2 separate regions of the Homo sapiens genome follow, and region 2 is linked to region 1. The links are chromatin contacts, found by Hi-C or POLR2A ChIA-PET in ENCODE. All regions are on one chromosome and are shown on one strand. The core of a region is the stretch at or near the end of the contact, and the rest is flanking DNA. Distances in the headings are between cores, read along the strand shown.

Evidence for each region. Hi-C counts contacts between places; a loop is a spot of excess contacts on that map. ChIA-PET counts read pairs that join two places held with the same protein, here RNA polymerase II (POLR2A). Pooled maps may share reads with other maps.
Region 2: a pooled map shows a loop between it and region 1 (2.1-fold over the local background). The contact joins the enhancer-like site here to the promoter of BACE2 in region 1. A Hi-C loop is called at or near these places in 2 of 50 pooled maps. POLR2A ChIA-PET finds 5 or more read pairs at or near these places in 2 of 52 experiments (A673 and MCF 10A).

What each region holds. Positions count from the first base shown.
Region 1 is chr21:41,165,724-41,171,317 of GRCh38, reverse strand. BACE2 (beta-secretase 2) reads right to left here and starts at 3,158. Exons shown (of 9, transcript NM_012105.5): 1 at 2,743-3,158. The coding sequence starts at 3,054. It overlaps MIR3197 (microRNA 3197), which reads right to left and starts at 3,761; the gene lies at 3,689-3,761. RefSeq lists a silencer at 3,150-3,599.
Region 2 is chr21:41,639,607-41,645,200 of GRCh38, reverse strand. LOC105372812 (a long non-coding RNA gene) reads right to left here. Exons shown (of 2, transcript XR_937741.1): 2 at 3,414-4,434. Among named protein-coding and RNA genes, the nearest start is that of LINC00111, 37 kb to the left of the region's middle. Within about 2 kb of position 3,145, at least 17 of the 41 ENCODE cell types and tissues checked have a DNase peak (open chromatin) inside an H3K27ac peak, as active enhancers do.

The sequences.
Region 1 (5,594 bases), core at 1,909-4,408:
GTTCCTGTTGAACCTCTCCTCTCAAGGCCTCTCCCGTGCACACCTGGATCCAGCCCTTCATTCTGTTGCTCATTCAGCAGTGCTGAAGGAAAGAGGAGATGGGGGAACAGCACGGAGTTCCGGAGGGTCCAGTTGCAGTCATACAATAAGTCCCTAACACCTTGGGGTGTACGTTCAGGGTTCTCTGGCTAGAAAGGGTAGTTTGAGGCCAAAACCAAAGAGATCAGGAGGCATGAAGGGAAGGAAGTCGTTATCTGTCTGGTGGTTCAGAACTTGGCTTCTGAAGTTCAGCTCCCTGGCTTCCATTTTTGGCCCTCCCTCTTTCTTGCCCTGTTGCCCTGGAAAGTCATTCAGTCTCTCCGAGCTTCAGTTTTCCCACCCCCAAATGCGTATAAGACCCCCGAGGGGTGGTGGGTGGTGGGTGGGGATTCCTGGGAAAGCACACCTAAAGCACAGAGCGCAGTGCTTGTCACGTACTGAGCTTTCAGACATTGTCTATGACTATTACTTAATTCTTGAAAAATTCTTGGTTATTTATTGCTTGAATTTACAATTCCATTTTTCTCTCCACCTAAGCAATTTTTATTTTAGGCTTCAGAGAATCAGCAGAGAATAAATGCATGACTCCTGGCCATTAATAGAGCAGGAAAGCTCACTCCAGGTTCAGAAGTCACCTCACTGCTGCCCCCTCTAGCCGGCTGCTGACACCCTGCTGGTGGTCAGAGACATTTCAGGGCAACACAGGCAGGTAGTGAATCCTAATGCAGTAGTCAGGAAAGCCTGACTTTACAGTAGGCATTTGGAAAGATTTGGTTATAAAGCAGCTTATCGCTAAATCAAGCCAGGAGGGAGGTACAGGATATTTCATTCCCCATCACATGTAAAAATTAAATCTGTCTCTGTAGAAGCAGCGCTCCCTGGAAACATGCTAATGGTTGAGAAGTAATCTTGAACCAACTACTGCCTTGGCTACGGTAAAGACAGGAGCCTAGGTACTCAATACATTTCTGTTAATTAAATTAATTAAACCTCATCATTTTAAAATAAAGGTCATTGAATTAATTAACAGGCAAGTTATTATTTATAAAAGCTTTTTTTTTTTGATTGCCAAAGTTAAGTATTTTTTAGTCCTTCTTCAGGCTTCTCCCTTTCCCCTTTGCTCTGGAGGGAGGGTTTCAGGGCTTCTTTTATCATAGCCCTCAGACCACCCACATTTACTTTTAGTAGAGAGAATTCCCTCGCATCAAAGCACACATGTCCAATGGGGATTCATTCAAGGCCTGTTCCAAAAGATTCTCTGCAGGTCACAGAAGAGGTTCTTCCTCAATATCTTGTCATATTTCCAAGGTTCTCAGCACCAGGCACATGTTCCCACGTGTTGGCTGCACCAAGACCACATCTTACAGCCAAGTTAAGCTCCCTCAGCTGATGGGGATTCCTATTCCCTCCCTCTAACCATCCACTCCTGGAGATGGCAAAGATCACTCACGTGGCTTCCCATGACTTAGACGAAAGGCAACTAGAATCAAAGTTTGAATATACGCTTTTGAAGGTTTTTTTTTCCCCCTAAACTAATTAAACAACTACAGAAGTTATTCGGCAGTTTCCTTTTTTAAAAGAATTAGCATGGCATGTCTTTCCTCTTAAAGTCTTGAATAATTTAATGAGAATTATACAAAAGTCATGAGTATGTTCTATTTATGGGGGAATCATAGCTGAATCAAAACCCAAATGACAATGTTAAAAATAAAAATAAACTATCTTCAAATAGTGCATTCAATTGAGCAAAGGACTTCAAATCCCACTTGGATTAGACAGTTTGAAAGTAGGAGGGGGCAGATCAATTGGGATTTTTTTTTTTTTTTTTTCAGATCACTGTGCTTGGGAACATTTGTTTCTTGCTACAAAAAGTGTTAGTAAATGAACATCAGAGTAAGAGAAAAGGAAAGCTGTTTGATTTTATTTTTGTGTTGTAATCGGGATACCACTTGGTCCCCGGACACCTCACTCAGCCCCTGTTTTTTTCCCGGTAGCTGGAATGCTTTTCACACTCTGCACACCCGCGTGTAGATGCATCGCTCCGTGCAGAGGGGCAGGGCCGCCGGATGAGCGAGGACACAGCTGACAAACCAACTCCGAGAAAGGAAAGCGGGCGCAGGGGAGACGCTGCTCCTTCCTCAGAGCAGCAAGCGAGCCACTTCTTAACCGGGTTGCTTTTAGCTGAGCTCATGCATAAATCCTTTTTAAAGGGTACTGCGCCTTTGGAAGCCGGCCACGAGCCTCTTTAGCAATGAGACAGCATGGTGGTGGGGTGGGGGGGGGGCGGGGGGGAGGGAGGGTATGAACACGAGGTGATTTTCCCCATAATAGCCCGTCGCCCAAGGCCCACCGCTCCGTCTCCCGCTGGAAGTAGGTGTCGCCCGCAAGAAGGAAATCACGTTATTGGAGGCGGCAAGTTCCAGGTCTCCTCTCCCGCCCAGCCCCGCGGAGGGGGAGCTCACAAGTTCTGAAACACTCGCGCACACCCCTCAGTGCGCCCCGGGCGGGGGCTGCCGTCCTCCGCGACTCAAGAGCGAGCGCCCCCGCTCCCCGGCCCACCCGAGCCCCTCTGCGTTCCCCGCTCTTCTGTGCGGGGACAGCTGCTGCTTTGGGGGCGACGCTAAGCCGCGTGGAGGCGTCTCTGGACAGCCCCCTCCCTCCAACGAGCCCGAAAAGCCCGCGGCAGCAGCCGGGGGTCCCTACCTTCTGCGGGGGGGTCCCGATCAGCATCTCCAGGTAGTAGCCGCGGCCAGAGTCCCCCTGCAGGTTGTCTACCATGGCCAAGAAGTTGGCGGCGCCCGCGGGGGACGCCAGGGCAGGCTCCAGGGCGAGCGCCAAGCCGTCGGCGTGGCGCTCGGCAGGGGTCCCGGGTCCCGGGGTGGGCGCAACTACGCGGTTCGTGGCCGCGGCCACCCGGAGGGGCAGCGTGAAGGGCGCGGGGGCCAGCTCCGGGGCGGCGCGCAGGAGCCACTGGGCCAGCAGAGGCAGCAGCAGCGCCCGGGCCAGTGCGCCCATGCCCACGGCGGGGCCCGGGGGGCGCGCCCAGCCTAGCCGGTCCCGTCCCGTCCGGCAGCCGCGGCTCAGCGACTCGGCCGGCGCGCGGGGCTGCGGGCAGGGATGGGCGCGCACCGGGACCGGCGGCGGCGGGGAGGACGGGAGGAGGGCCCAGGGGAGGAGGCTCGCGGGAGGGGAGGAGGCTCGCGGGAGGGGAGAAGGCGGAGGCCGGGGAGGCGGGCGCGGAGGCGCAGAGCCGCCCCAGCCCGCGCCGCCAAGTTGGGCAAGTTCTTCTCCGCTGCCCCCTCTGGCGGCCGCGACTGCCCCGCAGCGGCCCAGCCCCTCCCCCGCGGCCAAGGTCACAGCGGGGCTCGGGGGGCGCCGGGGTCCACCTGCGCCTGCCCTCCCCACCCTCGCCGGGCTCAGGCCGCGCCTCTTCCCCGGGAAACTCGAGTCCCGAATTTCCTCGGAAAGCGCCCCAGCGGCCACGGCCAACGGATGTGACGAGGCTCATCTGATACCGGGGGGAAAGTTTCGAGAACCCTTAAAGGGGCAGCGAGGGCCTGAACTAGGGCCCCGGCCCCGCGCGCTTGGGGGTCCGCGGGGGTCTATTCGCCCGGCAGTGGCGGGAGCTTCCGGGGGTGACTCGGAGGTCAGCGAGGAGAGCGGTGGATCGGGAAGGAGCCTGGAGCCTCGCGCGCCTTTCCGAGCCTGCGCCTCCCCTCGCCAAGCTCCTCCGCCTCATTTCAGTCGCCGGGTCTGGCTGCTTTCGAGGCGTTTCCCGTCCGCTGCCCCCGAGCCCCCGCCCTCAGTCCAGCCCGTTCCCCGGCCTCATCCCCCGGCGGCCCCTGGGTGGTTTTAAAGAGGTCTCAGTGGAGGCTGGGAGGGTGGAGGGTGGAAGGAGGCAGAGGAGGATGCGAGAGCTTTGGAGAATTTTCCCTAAAAATCGGGGGAGGTGGGGGGCGTGGCTGCTGCTGGCGCCTGGCCCCAGCCTCATTGCCCCCCCTTACTCCCTCTGTTGCCCACAGCTAGCTGCGAAGCTGGGCTTCACCCCAGCCACCTTCCCCCCACCCCCGCCCCCTTCGCCCCCTCCGCCGCGCCCCTGTCCCTAATGCAGGTCAGATGCTACTGGAACCCGCTGCCTCCCCTGGCACCCAGCCCTCAGGCCACCTAGTAAGTTGCTGTCAGGATCCCAAATCAGGGCCACGAGTCCACCCTGCTGTGATCCCTGCCCTTCTCCCCCACCTCCCCTTCTATCCCCAGCCAGCTCTCTGCGGACTGTCTAATTAATACTCGTTTAGCCATAGACGCCAAGACGCAGAAATGCGTTGAGTAATGCAAGCAACGAGGGTTATTTTATTTTAGATACTAAAGGCAGGGGGGACAATTAGACAAGCTAAAGTCCATCGATTTCTACAGAAACAAGGAATAGAAAATTCTTTGTACCTCCTCCAGCTGAATTATGTTGGCTGTTTTAAAAAACAAACAAGCCCATCTTCAAACAGTGGGGAGTTAGAAGCCAAGCTTCCCCGAATCACTGCAATTTTCAGCTACTTCTACTCAAGATTTGATTTTTATTCCTGTGTTCCCAATTTTAGAATCACGTCTAGCTCTGCAAGGGACCTTTATGTCAGAGATCTTCAAATGTATTGATTTTCAGATGACTTTAACCATAAATCACACTTCCCCCAAACTATATCTCAACTTTAACAAATCCCCAACTCCATGAAGAAAGGCATAGCTGGATCCCGTGATATAACTTAAGTTGATATTCTCCATAAATCTGCATAGTTATTCCAGAGCCCTTCTATTCATATATTCACGTTTCAGATTCAAGGTTGTGGAGGGAATGTGATTTTTTTTAAAATGATTATTTATACTCCTTGGTGTCCAGTCTTGAGGGGTTCAAAAAGACATTCAGACAGCTCTGGGAAGAATATAATCTTTCTGAAAAGCACATGAAATGTATTAGGGCCATTGATAAAGAGGCTATGTGACATATAAGTTTAATACTAGAGACATTTGCTCTGTCTAATAATTAAAAGCCACAAGGGAAATTTTTAAAAAATCAAGTCTAATTAAAGTTTGTACAAGAAACGCGTGACTCAGTCTAGGGTGAGTATTCCTAAGCTTTTCATTTTAAGAGGGATGGTTTGGGTTTGTGGGGAAAAGGATGCATAAAGATCCAGGGATGGAGGAGCACACAGGCTTCCATGGATGGCAGAGCTGTCTTGTCAGAAAATAATGCAAGCTGAAGGGACAGCATTGGGTGACTGTCTCCTTGGTTGTCTCTGTTTTCATGAATGGTCTTAGAGCATATGATCCCTATTCAAGCCTATGGTGCTGGGTGGATTTGGGAGACAATAATTTTACTTTCCAGGTGTTGGAACTGAAATGATAAGTGGCAGCCCTCTCATGGAATAGCATTGATTTTTAAACCATGGTGACCGATGCAGGGCAGAGAAAGGAGAAGGTGAGACCCACCCTCCTGACCTCACCCCTAACATCAGAGGACATGGGATACTGCCCTGCTCTTCCTCACTCCACCAGAGCCTCCAACT
Region 2 (5,594 bases), core at 1,896-4,395, 470 kb before region 1:
TCTCAATGTGTGGAACAAATTTTGTAGAGCTCTTATTTTAATTGGATATATGTATAGTATGTATCAGAATGGAGTAAAATTGAAAAGGCCTATGACTTTTAACACCTAAATTTGACAAAATATTTAAAAGAATCATGCATGAAAAAAGCCTATTTGACCCAATTTGCCCTATAAAGACACTTAGGAAAGAAAGATCCTTTGGATTGAAGTCAGAACACAGGATCTGTGACAATATCTCGGTGAAATATTGACCTTTCCATTAGAAAAAATTGAAACTGTCTTGTCCTGAGCAGAGTTAGCTCATCCACAGATGCTCATTCATCTGACAACCTCAGGGTCTACGGAGAAGATTCCACTTAGCTGGTCGGCAAATTCAAATTCATTAGCCACAAAAATGTCTTCTTAAAGAAGTTTCTAGGCAATTTTATGAGAGATTAAAATAAGATAGCTCTGAAAATAATGCATTCTTCTGAAAAAATGCCACTAATGGTGATAGAATCAAATAAGGCTAAAAAACTGATTAAAGAATGTGACTAGGTATCAAGAATAATTATTCAGGCTGGGTACAGTGGCACCTGCCTGTAATCGCAGCACTTTAGGAGGCCAAAGTGGGAGAATCACTTGAGCCCAAGAGTTCAAGATCATCTTGGGCAACATGGCAGAATCCCTGTCTCTACAAAAAAATACCAAAATTAGCCGGGCATGCTGGTACGTGCCTGTAGTCCCAGCTACTGGAGAGGCTGAGATAGGAGAATTGTTTGAGCCCAAAAGACAGAGGTTGCAGTGAGCCGAGACCATGCCACTGCACTTCAGCCTGGGGACTCTATCTCAAAAAAAAAAAAAAAAAAAAAAGAATAATTATTCAGCTTGTAATTGTTTTTTAATATTCAGATAATCAATACAAAAAAGAAGATATTAGTTTTTTGCTTCAATGTAAACATGTTATTTTTCCCTTTTGAGAAAGCGTTTCTTGAGGGTTTCTTGAAAATTAAACATACAACTACCGCATGACCTCGTTGTTCTACTCCTAGATATTTGTCCAAGAGAAATGAAAATTTAAATTTAAATTTAATTTTTTTCTCTGCAACTACAATGTCTGCTTTATTAGAAATAAAAATTACATGTTACCACAGTATTCTGCCCTTGTCCTAATATGCAAAGATATTTCAGTGCAAATTTATTTTTCCCCAGCTTTATTGAGTTACAATTTATATCCAATAAAATCCACCCATTGTAATTTAGCAATTGGTAGCTGTAGTGTAACCATCACCACAATCAAGAAATAGAACATTTTTATCACTCTAAAAAGTTTTCTTTTGACCTTCCCCTGAGCCCTGACCCCAATTACTACTAATCTGGAAAGCATTTTTAAGGCTTTAAACAAGGTAATTGAGGTATAATTGCCATATAATAAACTATACATACTCAGAGTGTACAATTTGACATGTGTCGACACATGGGCATGTCCTGAAACCACCCCAACAACAAGACAGAAAGTATATGCCTCCTTCCATGCGCGGATATACCACGATGTGTTTATCCGTCTCGCCTGTTGATGGACATTTGGGTTGTTTCTAGTTTTGGCTATTACAAATAAAGCTGCTATGAACATTTATGCAAAAGTCTTCACTTGGGCACAGGCTTTCACTTCTCTTGAATAAATAGCTCTGAGTAGAACGATGGGGTCATGTGGTATTGTGTATTTAATTGCCAAGAATCTGTCAGTTTTCCAAAGTGCCTATACCATTTTACATTCCTAACCACAGGGTGTGAGAGCTCCAGTCTCTGCGGCGGCCCTCACTGTAGTTATTCTAAGCTATTTGTAGTAATAGCCATTGTAGTATATATGTATATATTTGACAGTGTCTCCCTTCTGTTGCCCAGCTGGAGTACAGTGGCACAGTCACTGCTTACTGCTGCCTTGACCTCCTAGGCTCAAGCGATACTCCCACCTTAGCTTCCTGAGGAGCCACGACCACAGCCTAGCACCACCACACCTGGCTAATTTTTTTTTTTTTTTTTTTTGTAGAAATGGGGTTTCATTCTGTTGCCCAGGCTGGTCTTGAACTCCTGGGCTCAAGTGATCCTCCTGCCTCAGCCTCCTGAGTAGCTAGGACCACAGGCTAGTTATATCATGCCTAGCTAATTTTGTTTATTATTTATTTATTTATTTTTGTAGAAACAGGAGTTCACTGTGCTCCCCAGGCTGGTCTGGAACTTCTGAATTAAAGTGATTCTCCCACCTTAACCTCCCAAAGTGCTGGAATTAGAGGCGTGAGCCACCTCCCCTGGCCAAACATTAATTGAATTAAGTCTTCCTGAAAGTGCTATTAAAAACCCAAGGAAAACTAGACATTAGAAATGTGAAACAATACCTTCGATGTTAATCAAAAGTGAAGGAACTAAGAACGGTCTTTTCTGTTACACAGGCTGCTCTTGAGGACACCAAGAATCTCACACTAACTGTTTTCTGCTTTCCTACCTTAGCCCACAGGAAAGGTCGCCCATCCTAAACACACCCTCTCCACAGCCTCCCAGTCAGCCCTGCCGCCCCCCGACAGTCTCACCTCTCCTCTGATGAAATTGCACAGAGATTGGATAACTGCCCTGTGGTTTTAAGTGGAAAATATGGCTTCCTGGTTGAACTTCAGACTGTTCTATGAGATAATAGACCCTTTTTCTCTGAATCTGGGTAATTCAATCCTGTCTATCCCCACGTGAAAGTCTGTCCAGTTGGAGAAATATTTAGTAGCCCCTGTGCTCTGCAGCTTAGTGAATTCCAGGGGCTGTGAGCTTTTGAGGGGTCTAAGCCCCCAGAGCTCAGAGCAGGCGCCATGCCTGTGACAATTCCTTAACACACTTGTGCCACTCTCAGAGAAATCCACTGTTGAAAGTCCATTTAGTGGTCAAGATGATGAGATGAGTAAAACTTGGAAAATTTTACTGCTGAATGACTAATGCATGTTTTTTACCAAGCTATTTTCCTCGTATCATGTTCAATTTTGACAACTGGGAAACTGTCTGCATTTGTATCAGAAGAAAGGAGAGAGACAAACAGGATTTCTTTCCATGAACATGCGCGCTGCCTTCCTTTCCGTTCTGTGACTCACGGATGTGCCGGCCAGCCTTCTGACGGAGGCCCTGAAATGGGGATATTGTGTTCCTGATGATAGGATCTGAGCACTCCGGGGGCCACGACGTGATTTGGATCAAGGGGGTCATTGTTCTTTGGGGGGTTTCCAGTGAGGCATGGGTTTTCTCACAACCCTGTGACTAAGCTGTGATAAGCTGCTGGCTCCCTGGGGAACCTGATAGGGTCTGGCCGTTTTGAACTTTGTGGATTTCTCTGGCTCTTCCTGGCCCTCTCCCACAGTACCCATAGGATGATTTCTTTCCTTTCTGCCTTTTTTTTCTTTACCTTTGCTGAAAAGACAGATTCAGTGAAAGCCTGTGTCTTGTTCTATTACCCAAAATGTTAGCATCCACCACACTCAGGGCACTCCCCGTGAGAAGCAGCCTCCTAACATGGGCTTGTCCCTGTCCCAGGGAACGTGCAGCCCTAGCTCTAACAATCTGCAGCATGAAGGGGGCTGGAATCTCTCCTCTGTAGTCGGTCTTTAGACACTCTTTGGAAATAATAAATATTGTGCAAAGAAAAGTGGATAAAAATTGCATTTTAGGGAGGGTATTGGAAGTGCCTCCCCCAGCCCAGGCACTTCCCTGCCAGGTCATTCTTTTTGGGCTAGTCATTGCTTTCCCCTTGAGGCAAATCCTCCTTGGATGGGCCTGTCCTGAGAGGGACTGAGGTCATTGGAAAGTGCTGGCTGGACTCAGCATCTGTGGTCCTTGGTGTCAGAGAGACCAGAGTTTGAGTGTGACCCAGCACATTCTGGCCATGCAACCTCTGCCAGGTTTAGATGATCCCACGTGGATTTCTCTTCTATAGTTAGTGACAGCAACAACCAACATGCAGGAGTTAGTTCTCAACTGTTTTGAAACGATGGTCACCTCCTTATCTCAGGTCAGACACTGTCTTGTTAACAAGCTCTCAGGAACCGGTGGTGGCATGTCAGAGACCGCTAGTTATCTCAGGGGCACGGCCTCTTGCTTTGACTATTTTCCATTGATGGGACATTTGACATCTCTGCCAGGGTTCATATTAACTTGAAGAAAATGGACAGTGATGCAACTGACTCTATCTGCTGGCAATACAGTTGAATTTGTCTTGTCGAGATGCTGATAGCTTACTGAACAATAGATCATCACCCAACAGGGACTGTTTTATTGCACCCTAGGGCCCTGTGATCTGGCAACATCCTTCCAGCATGCCTTCTGTCAGAGACTGTAGTCTTTCATTCTTTTTCTACTTTTTGAACCAGCTCTGCCACCATGCTGGCTTCCATACTGAGTTCCATAAACCATTGACAGATGCTCCTGTTACATAAGAGTCATACTTTTAACTTGTAAAAAATTCAACCTCAGCAAGGGCATCATTCTACCCCCACACCTTTTCAATCTCTGCTGCCTCCCTCACGTCTTCTTTTCTCCACCCTCACATCCTAGAAAATCCATCCAGTCGACTAGGAGCAGTAGCTCACACCTGTAATCCTAGCACTTTGGGAGGCTGAGGTGGGTGGATCACCTGAGGTCAGGAGTTTGAGACCAGCCTGGCCAACATGGTAAAACTCCATCTCTACTAAAAATACACAAAATTAGCCAGCTATGGTGGTGGGCACCTGTAATCCCAGCTACTCGAGAGGCTGAGGCAGGAGAATCGCTTGAACCCAGGAGGCAGAGGTTGCAGTGAGCCAAGATCGCACCATTGCACTCCAGCTTGGGGGACAAGAGCAAAACTCCGTCTCAAAAAAAAAAAAAAAAGAAAAGAAAAGAAAAGAAAATCCATCTAGTCCCAAGACTTTAGGTACCTAGATGCTGACTACAAAATAGACCCATCTCTAGGATGGAGAGCGCTCCACCTCCATGGCTGTATGGCTCCCCCAGACCTCTCGACTTGCGTAGCTGTTCGTGTCTTAAGAGCATCCACATTGAACTCATCCCAGCTGAGCTCCTGGCTGCCTCCCGCACCTGCAGCAATCTTTCTCCTTAGCTCTGCAGTGGAAATGCCACTCTTCTGGTTGGTCCAGCTGAGGCCTGAGAGGGACCAGGGGGTGACAAACACCCTGGAACTTCACAGCTGGAAGCAACACTCATTTCACTTGCTCCGTCTCTCCACTGCACTGCTTCTAGCCTGTTAGTGTTCTCGGTTTCCTGAACATTGCAGGCATGATCCTGCCTCAGCACCCTTGGCCCCCCTCACAGTCTATATCAAATGTGTTGGGAATTCCTAGTGGCTCCACTTCAACTGTCCCCACCTAGGCACCTCTCTCTCTCCCCTCCACGCCACCCTGGGCCACGTCTCCATCAGGCTCTCACCTGTGTCCTGGCCACAGCCCCCACCTGGTCTTGAGTGCCCTGCCCCATTCACAGGGATTCTCTGAGCACACCTCTGCTCTAAGCCATTTCTCCAGTGGCTTCCAACTTCATGCAAAGCAAGAGCCAAAGTCCTTTCAACAGTCTACAGAGCCCTATATTCA